2 separate regions of the Homo sapiens genome follow, and region 1 is linked to region 2. Evidence: chromatin loops called from intact Hi-C (ENCODE). Cell type or tissue: Calu3. All regions are shown on one strand. Links, peaks and the distances in the headings refer to the core of each region. The heading gives the core; the rest is flanking DNA. Region 1 overlaps LOC107987178 (a long non-coding RNA gene). Region 2 holds the start of LOC124902967 (a long non-coding RNA gene).

The links. Peaks named below come from ENCODE experiments on the same cell type or tissue, not always from the same donor. Only the 100,000 strongest peaks of a DNase experiment are listed, where the experiment ranks them.
Region 1: it touches region 2 in a loop (4-fold over the local background); 3 of 110 quality-filtered maps call a loop at or near these places.

What each region holds. Positions count from the first base shown.
Region 1 is chr12:74,336,822-74,339,753 of GRCh38, forward strand. LOC107987178 (a long non-coding RNA gene) reads right to left here. Exons shown (of 3, transcript XR_001749203.3): 1 at 2,844-2,932. Among named protein-coding and RNA genes, the nearest start is that of LINC02882, 46 kb to the left of the region's middle. In Calu3, for the core only: no CTCF peak of the experiment used is centred there; a DNase peak (open chromatin) is centred at 1,330.
Region 2 is chr12:74,401,332-74,404,263 of GRCh38, forward strand. LOC124902967 (a long non-coding RNA gene) reads right to left here and starts at 1,201. Exons shown (of 2, transcript XR_007063370.1): 1 at 1,138-1,201; 2 at 642-806. In Calu3, for the core only: no CTCF peak of the experiment used is centred there; DNase peaks (open chromatin) are centred at 1,540 and 1,940.

The DNA.
Region 1 (2,932 bases), core at 103-2,602, 65 kb before region 2:
TTTTTGATTTTTCATTTCTACTTGCAGCCACTCTTTTAGCTGTAGTGCTACTTAGCTCTTTCTTGTCTTGTCCCAATAACTTCCTAATTGCTCTTTTTGCCTCTGGTTTTATAAAGCCTGGTGTGTATGTTGTCAATATTTGATATTATCAGGATTTTAAAAAATTTGGCCATGTCACTTTTAATGGTTAAAAACCTGCAGTGTATCCAAAAGAAATAAAAGACAATATATCCAAGAGATATCTGCACTCTCATGTTTATTGCAGCACTATTCACAATAGCCAAAATAAGGAATTGACATAAGTGACTATCAACAGATGAGTGGAGAAGGAAAATGTGGTAGGTTTACATAATGGAATAGTATTCAGTCATAAAAAAGAATGAAATCCTGTCATTTGCAGCAAAATGCAATTAGCTGAGAGTCATTATGTTAAATAAAATAAGCCAAGAACAAAAACACAAATATCAAATGTTCTTACTCATATATGGAAGTTTAAAAAGTGGAGCTAATAAAGATAGAGAGTTGATTGGTGGTTACCAGGAGATGCCAAGGAGGTGAGGATCAATGGGGGAAAATATAAATGTATTTATTATTAAAGGTGGTCATTTATGTACATATAGTTTATCTCAATTTAAAAAATCTAAAGTAGTTGTAAGAAACAAATCTTTTTATAATCATCTTCCTGGTTTCTATCCTCATGTCACATAAATATAGTCATGCTTCGGGATTGGTTCTAGGACCAAAATCTGCAGATGCTCCAGTTTCTGATATAAAATAGTGTAGTATTTATAGCTGACTATATACATCCTCCTGTACACTTTGTCATCTCTAAATTACTCAAAATGCCTAATATAATGTAAATAATATGTAAATCGTTTTTATGCTGTATCATTCAGGGAATGATAACATGGAAAAATGTCTCTACATGTTTAATATGGACACAATTTTAAAAAATAGTTTTGATTCACACTTGGTGGAATCTACGTATATGAAAAGTTGACTCTATTTGTTAAATTGAATGTATTAATAATGTATGTTATCTATTGCTCTAGGTGTATGTATATGAAAGAAATGGAAAAAAATGACAATGATGATGAATTTAAGGGTCTAAATTTCCATCAAACAACTTTTGGAACTCTTATATTCAGGGCATTTTTCTCTAATTAAAACCTTTTTATATAGACACATTTTGGTTACAATTCACATTTGAATACAACACTAAGTGATTGATTCATAAAATGTATAATGTTTGTTTTAAACTGCCTTTTGAACAGAGGATATGATTCAGTCTGAGTCATTCATACTTTCTCTGTGAGCCCTGGATGGACAATGACATAGTTCTGTACAATGGCTGAGGTGCTATCTCTTGTCCCTAAACAGACCAGATGAGATGAACTATTCTTGAAAATTAATATGTTATTGGTCACTAAGCCATACTTCCATAATTTACTAAATTGATGTGATAAACGACACCTTACTTATATAAAAGTTCTAATGCATTTCAAAAGTATGCAATATTTTCTAGCCACTGATTTATTCATGCAGCACCAAATCTATCAAACAATATATAAACCTCCTTATTTTGTATGGAGAGTTGTATGAAATTGAACAATGGTGTATACAATAAGCAAATTGTAAAAAAATGAGAGAAAGCATGTTTCAAAAAGGAAAAAAAAATCCATAGTTCATCTTGACTCTTTAGAAAAGTCCAAAATAAACAAATCTGATCTATTTTTTTCTGAAGAACATTAATATCTAATATTTTTTGAGCATTTACAATATGCCAGGTATTTTCTCTTCTAGACATTATTTATTCATTCATATCCACTAAATGAGTGTTTAGAGAACCCCTTCTATGTGATTCCAGTGGTGAAAAAAATAATAGACCTTGTCCATCTGTAACTTACGTTCCAGTGAAAATTATCTCATTTAAACGTTAGAACAGCATAACAGCTTAGTATCTAATATTGGCTTCCTTGAGAGAAACCGAGGTTTAGGCTAACATGATAATTTACCTGTGGCCACAGGTGGCAGTTATATAGGAGCTGGGTCTGAATAGTTGGGTCTTTCTTAACTCAGAAACCCCAGCATTTAACCGCTACTCTCTATTGCCTACATATAAAAGTGTATAAAATGTTACACAGTTATTATATAAATTCAACTATCAATATTACAACCATGAGATTAGTCTTTCAAAAGTAAAGAACAGGCTCTACTAATCAACATGAGTTAGATGCTAACGTCAAACATAATTTCATGTAAATAGTATTACCCAAATAGATTACCTTTGAAAATCCGTTCAAATGGATCTACATTGAGACTGTCTCTCAATATGTAATTAGAGCCAGGTTTTTCTTGTTTAGTTTGTTTTGTTTGGGGTTTATATTAGTTTCCTCGGGCTGCCATAACAATGTACCACAATGTGGGTGGCTTACAACAAGAAAAATTCATTCTCTCACAGTTCAGGATTTCAGAGCCCCAAATTAAAACGTTTACAGTGTTGGTTCTTTCTTGGGAGCTCAGAGGGAAAATCTGTTCCAAGTTCTCTCCTAGCTTCTGGTGGCTGCTGGCAATTCTTTGAGTCCCTTGGCTGATGTCAGCATAACTCCATGTCTTAAATTTGAAAATACTACTTATCAATGTGTCACAGGCTTTGAGTCAGGATTCTCTAATACTTTTTTTATGTTAGTCCTAAATGTTTCCTAACATTTTTCTCACACCACAAAAGGTACAAAAGCATATGACTACTGCTTAAATAGGAACAAAAGATGTAACATTGGCACAGGCTCCATTGAAATGTACACAGAAAGTAAAAAGTGAAAAGGCTCAATGTCAATGCTTACCTCTCCAACAATATAGAGAAATCCTGAAACCACATCTGGAAGCTACATGGGGTTTCACTGAAGAGTGAAAGATGATGATAGATTGAAAG
Region 2 (2,932 bases), core at 158-2,657:
TACTTAGCAAGAAAATGAAGAAGTATGCGTCATATTTAAGGAAAATGTGTAACCTCCCCAATAAAGGAAATAAGTTTTTAAAACCTTCTCACAGTTAAATAAATCTCACAAATATTTGATCATTTTTGTTTTGTACTAATACTACATATTATTCCCTTATGTATTAATAACTGATTTAACAATGTCTTTAGATATTGATATCTCTAGTATTTCACTTTAAAATTTTTACTTTATATTCCAAGAGAGATTTATAAGTCTTTCACCTAACTGATTTCTGTAGAACTGATTAAAATATACAGCTGAAAAAATGTGTGGCAGAACTCTCTTTCTTTTATTTAAAATGTTTATTATTTACCACCTTCACTTATAAAAGGATTATGAGGTGATAACTTATTAGTCAGTGGAAAAAATTTCCCAAACAAAATTATAACCAATTGGAAGATAGTGAATCAATTAAGCCATAACTTACATGTATGTAATAATGCCATATTTTCCGTTATGTTTCCCACGTATATGTATATTATCAGTAATAATAAATGTAATAATTTTAAAAATGTATATATAATATATATTACATATATATGATAGGTATGTATTTATTAGTTTGCTAGGGTTAACATAACAGAACACTACAGTCTGAATGGCTTATAAAACAGAAATTTATTTACTCACAGTCCTGGAGGCTGTAAGTCCAAGATCAAGCTCTTAGCAGGGTGGATTTTTTTCTGAGGCCTCTCTCCTTGGCTTACAGATGATTGTCTTCTCGCTGTGTCCTCACATGATCTCTCCTCTGTGCACACTCTCCTCTATAAGAACACTAGTCTGAATTAGGGCCCACCCTACACCCTCATAGTAACTCACCTCTGTGAACGTTCTTTCTCTGAATACAGTCACATTCAAAGTACTGCGGGTTACAGCTTTAAGTTATGAATTTTGTGAGACACAATTCATCTCATAATGATATACATTATGTATGTGCATTACATGTTTAAGTATATTATAGGTATTCTAGGAAAGAGCCTATTTCCTATTTTTCAAAACATCTTTCTTATCCATCAGCAAAACACATGAATCACTTTAACTTTTGAGTCATTCTGAACTCTAATAGATAATAGGTGACTTATCATTTACAATTACCTTATGCCTCGGATTACAAAGTCATTCCTCACCTAGAGATTGTGTACAAGGCTCCTTTGAAGGCGATTAGGCAAAATATTTTCTTTCTATAAAAATACAACTCTTCTTACGTCAATGCGACTTGAAGAAAGGAGACATTGTCAGTTTTACAGGCTACAATAGAGCCTATTATCTGATTCAATTGATGGAATGCAAATTAAATGACAGCTTCAGTTTGAAGTAGATGGACATACATAGTTTCAGAGCATGAATCATATCCACCTGGTCTTGGAGAAGTAAGTTGCTTGTAAAATTGAGAGGTGACAGCGTGCTGGCAGTCCTCAGAGCCCTCGCTTGCTCTCTCGGCACCTCCCCTGCCTGGGCTCCCACTTTGGTGGCATTTGAGGAGCCCTTCAGCCCCCCACTGCACTGTGGGATTCCCTTTCTGGGCTGGCCAAGGCTGGAGCCCACTCCCTCAGCTTGCAGGGAGGTGTGGAGGGAGAGGCGCGAGCGGGAACCGGGGCTGCCTGCGGCGCTTGCGGGCCAGCTGGAGTTCCGGCTGGGCGTGGGCTTGGCGGGCCCCGCACTCGGAGCAGCCGGCCAGCCCTGCTGGCCCCGGGCAATGAGGGACTTAGCACCCGGGCCAGCGGCTGCGGAGGGTGTACTGGGTCCCCCAGCAGTGCCAGCCCACCGGCTTTGCGCTCGATTTCTCACTGAGCCTTAGCTGCCTTCCCGCGGGGCAGGGCTCCGGACCTGCAGCCCGCCATGCCTGAGCCTCCCACCCACTCCGTGGGTTCCTCTGCAGCCCGAGCCTCCCTGACGAGCGCCGCCCCCTGCTCCACAGCGCCCAGTCCCATCCACCACCCAAGGGCTGAGGAGTGCGGGCGCACGGCACCGGGACTGGCAGGCAGCTCCACCTGCAGCCCCGGTGTGGGATCCACTAGGTGAAGCCAGCTGGGCTCCTGAGTCTGGTGGGGACGTGGAGAGTCTTTATATCTGGCTCAGGGATTGTAAATACACCAATCAGCACCCTGTGTTTAGCTCAAGGTTTGTGAGTGCACCAATGGACACTCTGTATCTAGCTGCTCTGGTGGGGACGTGGAGGACCTTTATGTCTAGCTCAGGGATTGTAAATACACCAATCGGCACTCTGTATCTAGCTCAAGGTTTGTAAACACACCAATCAGCACCCTGTGTTTAGCTCAAGGTTTGTGAATGCACCAAGGGACACTCTGTATCTAGCTGCTCTGGTGGGGCCTTGGAGAACCTGTGTGTGGAAACTCTGTATCTAACTAATCTGATGGGGACGTGGAGAACCTTTGTATCTAGCTCAGACTCCGAACACGTCTGAACATCAGAAGAGACAGACTCCAGACGCACCACCTTAAGAGCTGTAACACTCACCGTGAGAGTCCGAGGCTTCATTCTTGAAGTCAGTGAGACCAAGAACCCACCAATTCCGGACACAAAATGACCATAAAATTTCAGTGGCATACAACAATAATCCCTCAATTACTCATTGCTGGGGGCAAGCTGATCTTGATTACATTCAGCTGTGGGGTGGCTTTGCTTCAGGCTTTAGATCTCTCTAGGCATGGCTACTCTCCTAGCTGCGATTGAAAATTTAAAAATAACAATAGTAAAGAAAAACCCTTTACTCTTCTATTTGAATTATTTTAAATAGATTATGCACTATGATACAAGTAGTTCACTGGAAACTTAAATGTTAACTAAAGACCATGAGACCTGTGGAGGAAAGAGGGATAGCTTTATTTTCTTAAAAAGTCAATCTGCAGGCTGGGGAGACACTGCCTTC